2 separate regions of the Homo sapiens genome follow, and region 1 is linked to region 2. The links are chromatin loops, found by intact Hi-C in ENCODE. Cell type or tissue: dorsolateral prefrontal cortex. All regions are shown on one strand.

What was found. Hi-C counts contacts between places; a loop is a spot of excess contacts. Peaks named below come from ENCODE experiments on the same cell type or tissue, not always from the same donor. Only the 100,000 strongest peaks of a DNase experiment are listed, where the experiment ranks them.
Region 1: it touches region 2 in a loop (6-fold over the local background); 9 of 110 quality-filtered maps call a loop at or near these places.

The regions. Positions count from the first base shown.
Region 1 is chr9:101,238,858-101,242,857 of GRCh38, forward strand. The region is part of intron 2 of PLPPR1 (phospholipid phosphatase related 1); the gene reads left to right. The region is part of intron 1 of LOC105376182 (a long non-coding RNA gene); the gene reads right to left. Among named protein-coding and RNA genes, the nearest start is that of BAAT, 140 kb to the right of the region's middle. In dorsolateral prefrontal cortex, no CTCF peak of the experiment used is centred here; no DNase peak of the experiment used is centred here; H3K27ac peaks cover 3,022 bases.
Region 2 is chr9:101,306,616-101,310,615 of GRCh38, forward strand. PLPPR1 (phospholipid phosphatase related 1) reads left to right here. Exons shown (of 8, transcript NM_207299.2): 5 at 2,596-2,846. Among named protein-coding and RNA genes, the nearest start is that of BAAT, 76 kb to the right of the region's middle. RefSeq lists a silencer at 572-866. In dorsolateral prefrontal cortex, no CTCF peak of the experiment used is centred here; no DNase peak of the experiment used is centred here; H3K27ac peaks cover 610 bases.

The DNA of each region.
Region 1 (4,000 bases), 68 kb before region 2:
TCTATTCATTAACCAACCTCTCTTTATCCTCCTTTCCTTCTTACCCTTCCAGCTTCTAACAATCGCAGTTCTATTTTCCCCTTCTATGAGCTCACTTTTTTTTTTTTTAGCTCCTACACATGCAGTGTTTCTCTTTCTGTGCCTGACTTAACATAATATCCTCAAGGCTTACTCATGCTGAATAAATAGCTGAATTTCATTGAGTGTGTGTGTGTGTGTGTGTGTGTGTGTACATATATACCATATTTTCTTTATGCATTTATTTGTTGGTGGACATTTAGGCAATTCTGTATCTTTGGTATTGTGATTAGAGTGGCAATAAACGTGGGGGTGCAGGTATCACTTCCATATACTTCCTTTCCTTTGGATGAATACCCAGTAGTGGGATGGCTGGATTGCATGGTAGTTTTATTTTTAGTTTTTTCAGAAAGTTCCATACTGTTTTCTACAATGGCTGTACTAATTTACATTCCTACCAGCAGTGTATGAGTTCCCTTTTTGGGGACTAGAGGTGGGAGAGAGGGAGGTAAGGGTAGAAAGACTGTTGGGTACTCTGCCTAGTAATGGGTGATGGGATAATTCATACCCCAAATCTCAGAATCATGCAATATATCCAGGTAACAAACCTATACATGTGCCCCTAAATCTAAAATAACAGTTGAAAAAATAAGATTTGATTCCTAAAAAACAGTAACAGTTCCTTTTTCATTGCATCCTTGATAGCAGTTATTTTTTCATAATAGGCATTCTAACTGGGATGAGAAAATAATTCATCGTGGTTATGATTTGCATTTCCATGGTAACTAGGGATGTTGAACATTTTTTCATGTACCTCTTGGCCATTGGTATGGCTTTTGAGAGATGTCTATTCGGATCATTTGTCCATTTTTAATCAGATTTTTATTGTTGAGTTATTTGAGCTCCTTGTATATCCTGGATATCCCCTTGTTAGATGAATAGCTTGCAAATATTTTCTCCCATTCTACAGGTTCTTCCTTCACACTGTTGTTTCCTTTGCTGTGCAGAAGCTTTTGAGTGTGATATAGTTCCATTTGTCTATTATTTGTTGTTGTTGCCTGTGCTTTTGAAGACTTACCCATAACATTTTTGCCTAGACCAATGTCCTAAAACATTTCTCTTAAGTTATCTCCTAGTAGTTTTATAGTTTCAGGTCTTACATTTAAGTCTAATTCATTTTAAGTTGATTTTTGTAAATGATGAGAAATAGGGGTATAGTTTTATTCTTCCGCCTATGGAGATCCAGTTTTTTTCTGCATCACTTATTGAAGAGGGTGTCCTTTTCCCAGTGTATATTCCCAGCACCTTTGTTGAAAAATCAGTTTACTCCGAATATGAGGATTTATTTATGGGTTCTCTGTTCCATTTCATTGGTCTGTATGTCTGTTTTTATACCAATACCATGCTGTTTTGCTTAGTATAGCTTTGCAGTATATTTTGAAGTCAGGTAGTGTGATGTCTCCAGCTTTGTTATTTTTGCTAAGTACTGCCTTGGCTATTCAGGGTCTTTTGTGGTTCCATACAAATTTTAGAATTGTTTTTTTCTCTTTCTCTGAAGAATATCATTGGCATTTTGATTTGGGATTTCATTGCATCTGTGGATTTCTTTGGGTAGCACAGTCATCTTAACAATATCAATTCTTCTAATCTATTAGGATGACATGAAAAAATTACTGTCTTTGAACTAAGTAGAAAAGAGACAATTTCAGCTTCTATGAAAATGTGACTTGAATGTTCTTCGAAAGATTCAATCTCACGGTTCCTTCATAAATGCCTTGAAATTGTTATCCAACCTCCCTTCTTAGCCCACATATTTTTAAGCAAGCAGTGTCAGACGAGGATTTCCAATAAAGTTGGGAAATTACTGAAGTTGGATTAAGGTTTAGGAAAATCAGCCAATGTCTTACAAGGCCAACTGGATCTTTGTTAAATGCTTGTCATTCCATTGAGTGCCCTGCCACTTCAGGCAGATGTAGAATCAGGATCCTGGTGCTTTCTGTGTAAGTCTCATTCCCTCCTTTTATTTGCAGTGCTATTTGCTAAGTGTATAGGTAGCCAATAATGAAGGCATTGCCATACTTTACTTGAACACGGTAAAACAAGCAATGACCTTAAGCCATTAATAACTGGGACCAATAGCCACACAAGTGTTCATGGGCTTGTTTTGCTACCATGTCTTCAAAGTTGCTTTTTGCTATTATAATTTTCTAAAAATAATGCAAGATGGTTGTATGTCTTGTGTTCTTTCCAAAGCAGACACTGAGATGGAATAGGTACATGAAAGGTTTATTGGGGAATATACATGTGAAGAGAGAGGCAGCAGTACTGGGCAAGTGGAGACATTGCTCATGATGCAGACAGATGAGGTCTCTGTGAGCCTAAGGGAGTTGTTCTAGGGCAAAGATTGCTCATTCAAGGAGTCCTCAGTTGTACAGAAATGGCTAGACCAGGGGTGTCCAGTCTTTTGGCTTCCCTGGGTCATACTGGGAGAAGAACAATTTCCTTGGGCCACACATAAAATATACTAACACTAACAGTAGCTGATGAGCTTTGAAAAAAATCACAACAAAATCTCATGTTTTAAGAAAATCTATGAATTTGTGTTGGGCCACATTCAAAGCCGTCCTGAGCCACATGCAGCCTATGGGCTGCTGGCTGGACAAGCTTGAGATAGACCTTCACACCCCATTTTGGTTAGCCATTGACTGGGGACACCTAAGAATGTGGCGTTGGCTACCATTGCCTTATGGCAATGGCTACTCAGCCATTGGCTGGGGCCTTATCTGAAAAGAGCAAGCTCACAGCTCAGATATGAGGTAGACGACCCTGAAGGAGCTAACAGCTGGAGGGTGCCAGATAATCACATTCCTTGTAACTGGGCAGCAAAACCTTTCTTGAAGGAAGATCTGAGTGGTAAAAGTCAGTTTTTGGCACAACGGTTTATCGTTACCAAATCAATCAATCAACATTTGTAGTGGTTGCTTTAGCTGTTTCTGGGTAACAAACCACCCTATTTTAATAGTTAAAAGCCCCAAATGTAATCATTTATTTTTTAAAATGCATTTTATTTTGCACAGAAATTTGTGGATCAGGAATTCAGAAAGAATCTGGCTGATTGGCTCTTGCTTAGGCTTTTCATGTGGCTGCAATTATCTAAGTTATCTACCAGGGAATCCAAAATGGTTCAGAAGTCATTGGCAGTTGAAGCTGCCTGTTAGCTAGGAGTTTGCTGGCACTAACAGCACCAACATGTGTCCTCTTTATGAGCCTTGGGCTTCTCACAGTATGAAAATGAGTGAGTGACTTTGGAGTGTGGGTACTTCAAGAAGAGACATTCCAAGAGACCAAGGGAGGAGCTGGAATTCTTTTTTTTTTTTTTTCTCTGATATAGTCTCGGAAATCTTGCCATACCCTTTTAATCCCATGCTATTGGTCAAGCAAACCACCTTCAGGGAGAGGAGAATTAGATTCAACCTCTCAGTGAGAGAAGCAGCAAAGAACAAATTCTTTGCTGTCAACTTTGATCTTCCATCTTTGTGTTTTATTAGAATAAGAGTGCTTGCTCTCAATTCTATTACAGTAGATACTGTTAAAATTCTTTTTGATTTGTGATGCCTCACCAAAATGATTTCCATTTCTTCAATCATTGCTTCTTTGACATGATGTTGGTGCCTGATTGTTCTCTTAATGTTTTTCAGTTTATATCTGCCTTAATCTAAGAGCAGCATCATACCAAGTATTCTAAATATAGACTGATCACCCTACAGAAAAGCAGAACTATCACTGCCTATATGTTCTAGAACTGCTAATGGAGCCATGGGAGACAGAAGCTTTTGTGGAAGTGATGCCACAATATTCATGCACATTGAGTTAACCTATTCCAGAAACATTAATTAAGTGCTCACTGTGTACTGGTAACTATAAGTACTGAGGCTACAATGATAACTAGAACTTGGCAACTTTCCTTGAGGAGCTCACAGTT
Region 2 (4,000 bases):
CATAATTGGCTTTGGCTTCTCTGAAGTAAGAAACAACACAGATGGAGCAGAGCCTTAAGATAAATAGAACCATCTGAGGGGTGTGGGGTTACAGAAATGAAAAATATCTATTAAAAAATATGATCTCACCTGAAGAATTTTAGACTCCAAGCCAAGATACAGAGACATTTTTAAAACATCTTCAAATCATACCTTGCAATACTGGAGACCAAATGGTGTTTCATCTGACTCTAAGGGCAAAAGTAGCTGTTTTTAGCTTCTGAGGCTTGTAAAAATACACACAAGGAGCGTAGGGTGAAGTAAGAGAGAGATGGCTTGAGTTCCTTTGGAAAAGCCCTGTATGATCTGACATGGTCTGTGAGTTACCAGTGCAGGTTCCACCGCGCTTTGTTGGTGTGGCCTGCATGGGGCAGGTGGGCTTCCCAGGCTGATGCGGTACTTCCTGAAGCTGGATCAAATGCACCAGAATGAAGTGGTTGGACAGCGGATGCTCCTGAAGCCAGCAGAAGAAACAGACACAATCCACAGAAGGCAGAGAGAAGAAGAGAAGCTACTTTCAGCCTTGGCATACAGGACAATGGTGTGGAGAGCTGGCCACCATACAATCGCTGTGACCACAGAGCTGGCACTGACCCAAGGAACCTAGAAATCCTCTGCCAAAGAAAGAATAAAACCTGCCCTAATTGGAAACACTTCTGACAAAATGCCAAAGGGAGATCCTGCCACTTTTCCTTTTTCAGATCGTAAATCACCCTAGTTTCCTGGAAAAGTTATGTCTGGACAGACTTATTGCCCCTTGAAAGACCCAGCAACCTGGTCTTTGAAAATCTTGCTGGAAGATGTAGAAAATCTCCAACCATTCAGACTTCCAGTACCTGGGGGTGAAAACTGCCTCGGATGATCAATGAATGCCTGCTCTCAGAGGTCAGACCCAATGAGTATGAGCCAGCAGAAGCTTAAGAGCTAGTTCTCATTATGATAAAGCACATTCTGGCAAGGCCACAAAAAGAAAGATGATGGCAATCAGCACAGATACAAATGAAAACCAGACGAAGGTTTCAGCCAAACTAGTCTTCACTTCTGCTATAATGGATTAATTTTTGGGTGCTGAAGTCAGCACAATTTGCAGATTCAGAACACTGAATACGGGAGTCAAAATTGGGTAGACATTTAGTTGAAACTATAGCAGACTCTTGACATTTACAAGGGTTAATGCTGCCTCTCGCACTTGTCAACTTCTACCTTCAATTGCATATAATACATCTTCATCTCTTCAACCCACTTATAGCTCTACACAGCCTTTCTCAGTGCATAGATGTAATATACAGGCCTTGAAATAACTCACAGCAAAGCTTTCTGTAAGGAAACCTCTGCATGTTCAAGCTTGTTGGGGCTAATCCTCTGGAATTTACCAGAGAACAAATAAAATCCAGGAAGTATAGCCTACTCACAGGGTTTTCAGACCAACAGCAAAACCAGAATAATGCACCCTTCCCCACCAAAGGATGATCATGTCCCTGGAAACTGAATGTTACCTTACATGGCAAAAGGGAATGCAGGTGTGGTTGAAGTTGTGATAGGGAGACTATCCTGGATTATCCAGATATAATCACAAGGGTCCTTATAAGAGACAGGCAGGAGGCTCAGAGTCAGAGGAGATACAACAGTGAAGGCAGAAGTTGGAATGATGTGAAGTGCTGGAAAGAGGCCATAAGATAAGGAATGAAGGCAACTTCTAGAACACATGGAAAAGGAAAGATGTGGATTATACCCTGAGCACTTAGAAGGAACACAGCCCTGCCAATGCTTTGAGTTTAGCTTAGTGGAACCTATTGTAGGCTTCTGAATTCCAGAATACAGAAGTCTGAAGGGGATACATTTGTGTTGTAAGCCCCTCGGTTTGTGGTAATTTGTTATAGCAGCAATAGGAGGCTATTGGTCAACAACATTTGTTTTTAACACTTTTCCTTTATTCTCATTTTCTGTTTCCAACATCAAATGAAACTCCAATTCAAGCAAAGTTTCTAGAATAATTTTTTTAAAAGACAATTCCATAAGATCCTCCTTTACTCTCACCTGCCATGTTGTAAATAACTCCTCCCAAGATGATTTACATTTCCAAGTAGAATCAGGGAGAAGGTATTTCGTATAGAAGGAGAGAGAACTGATGTTGATTAATTACGTAGACACCATAGCAAGTATTTTGCACGTAGATTATTCTCTTTTCCCCAAACTACCCCCTACTCCATTTTGCAGCAAAGGTAACCAAGATTCAAGAAAGATAAATAACTTATACTCTGAATGAGTCACCACTGATGTGTCTATATGACTCCAAAATTCAAATTATTTTCGTTAGACTGTGCTTTTTCTAAACTACCGATACAAAACCATAAAGTCCTAACAGTAGAATGTCTACATCAATTTGGAAGAAATGGTGATTTGGGAAGCAGGTACCACTCCTGGAAAGATACTCCGGGGAGTACTTAGAATCATTTTGATAGGTCATCATGGACTCTCACCGCTGTTTTCTCTTAGGAGAAAAATGCAATTGACAGAGTATGTTACCATTCCTAATGATTTTAAATCTTCTTATAGGGGTGTTTGCATTTGGACTTTTTGCTACTGACATTTTTGTAAACGCCGGACAAGTGGTCACTGGGCACTTAACGCCATACTTCCTGACTGTGTGCAAGCCAAACTACACCAGTGCAGACTGCCAAGCGCACCACCAGTTTATAAACAATGGGAACATTTGTACTGGGGACCTGGAAGTGATAGAAAAGGCTCGGAGATCCTTTCCCTCCAAACACGCTGCTCTGAGCATTTACTCCGCCTTATATGCCACGGTGAGTGTGCAAGTCTTGTCTCTCCTAAGTCCAGTTTTTGATAGGATGTGTGTCTCCCTGCCCTGTCTCCATTCTTTCATTGTCACTTATAGCGACTCTTAAATTTATGTATGGCATATTTCTCTACATTATGCTATTGATATACTAGCCCCCCCACACACACACTTCTACCCCACTTTCAATCTCCTGATCTGCCAGAGGATATTAGTTCTGGAATGTTTTGATAATCACCTAATTACATCCTCCCATTTACAGATGTGAAAGCAGGGTCCCACAGTATAGCTAAGATCATACAACCAGAGCAGGGACCCAGACTCCTGGTACTGTGTCTGAGATTTTCTTACCTCCCACAACAGTACTCTTTGTCAAGGTTTTCGTTGGTTTCGGAACAGCACACCTTCTCACACCTGCCTAGAAATTTGCAAGCATGGGCCTTATATGAATGACTGCTCCAACAACATGCAGACCCAGGATACACAGCTTTCCTTTGCTCTGGCACTTTTCTCCATGACTTTGCTAGGAGACAGGGATGATCCTAGAAAAACCTCAACACCCCAGAGTATGTTTCTCATTGTCCCCCAGATCGCACAGCCATTGACTGCCCCACTGGGGTATAATTTTCTCTGGTTTTCTTTTTGTTCTAGTAACAGAAAAACCAAAGTATGTCCCACATCTTAAAGAACAATGGTGTCTCTCTTATTTTCCAACTTTTTAACTGTATTCATTTTGGAAATAACTTCATTTCACTCTTGTCTGGCTTATGCATTCTTAGGACCCAGAATATAGACATGCAGAGATCAGCTCAAAGGCTCCACGGGCTGATACGATATTGCTGGTGGACATCAGGTGCATTTACCAGTGGCAGAGCAACTGTTGGCCCAAAACACCCCCTTTCCTTACTTCAACTTATTTTATATTCAGAATATGACTAGTCTGGTAATTCTCAATGGAAAGTGTGGGAATGGAAAAGACAGAAGGAAGCCTCCTTTCAAACTGTCCATTCTTCCCAAACATCTGAGTATGCCCTCAACCCACCCCCCAGGGAGATGCTACCCTTCCTGTCACTGAGTGTAATTGCAGGAGGCATGTTCTGCCTCTGCGGGAAGAAAACGGGTCTGTGCCTTCACCCCTAGGGTGGAAAAAAGGCAAAAACT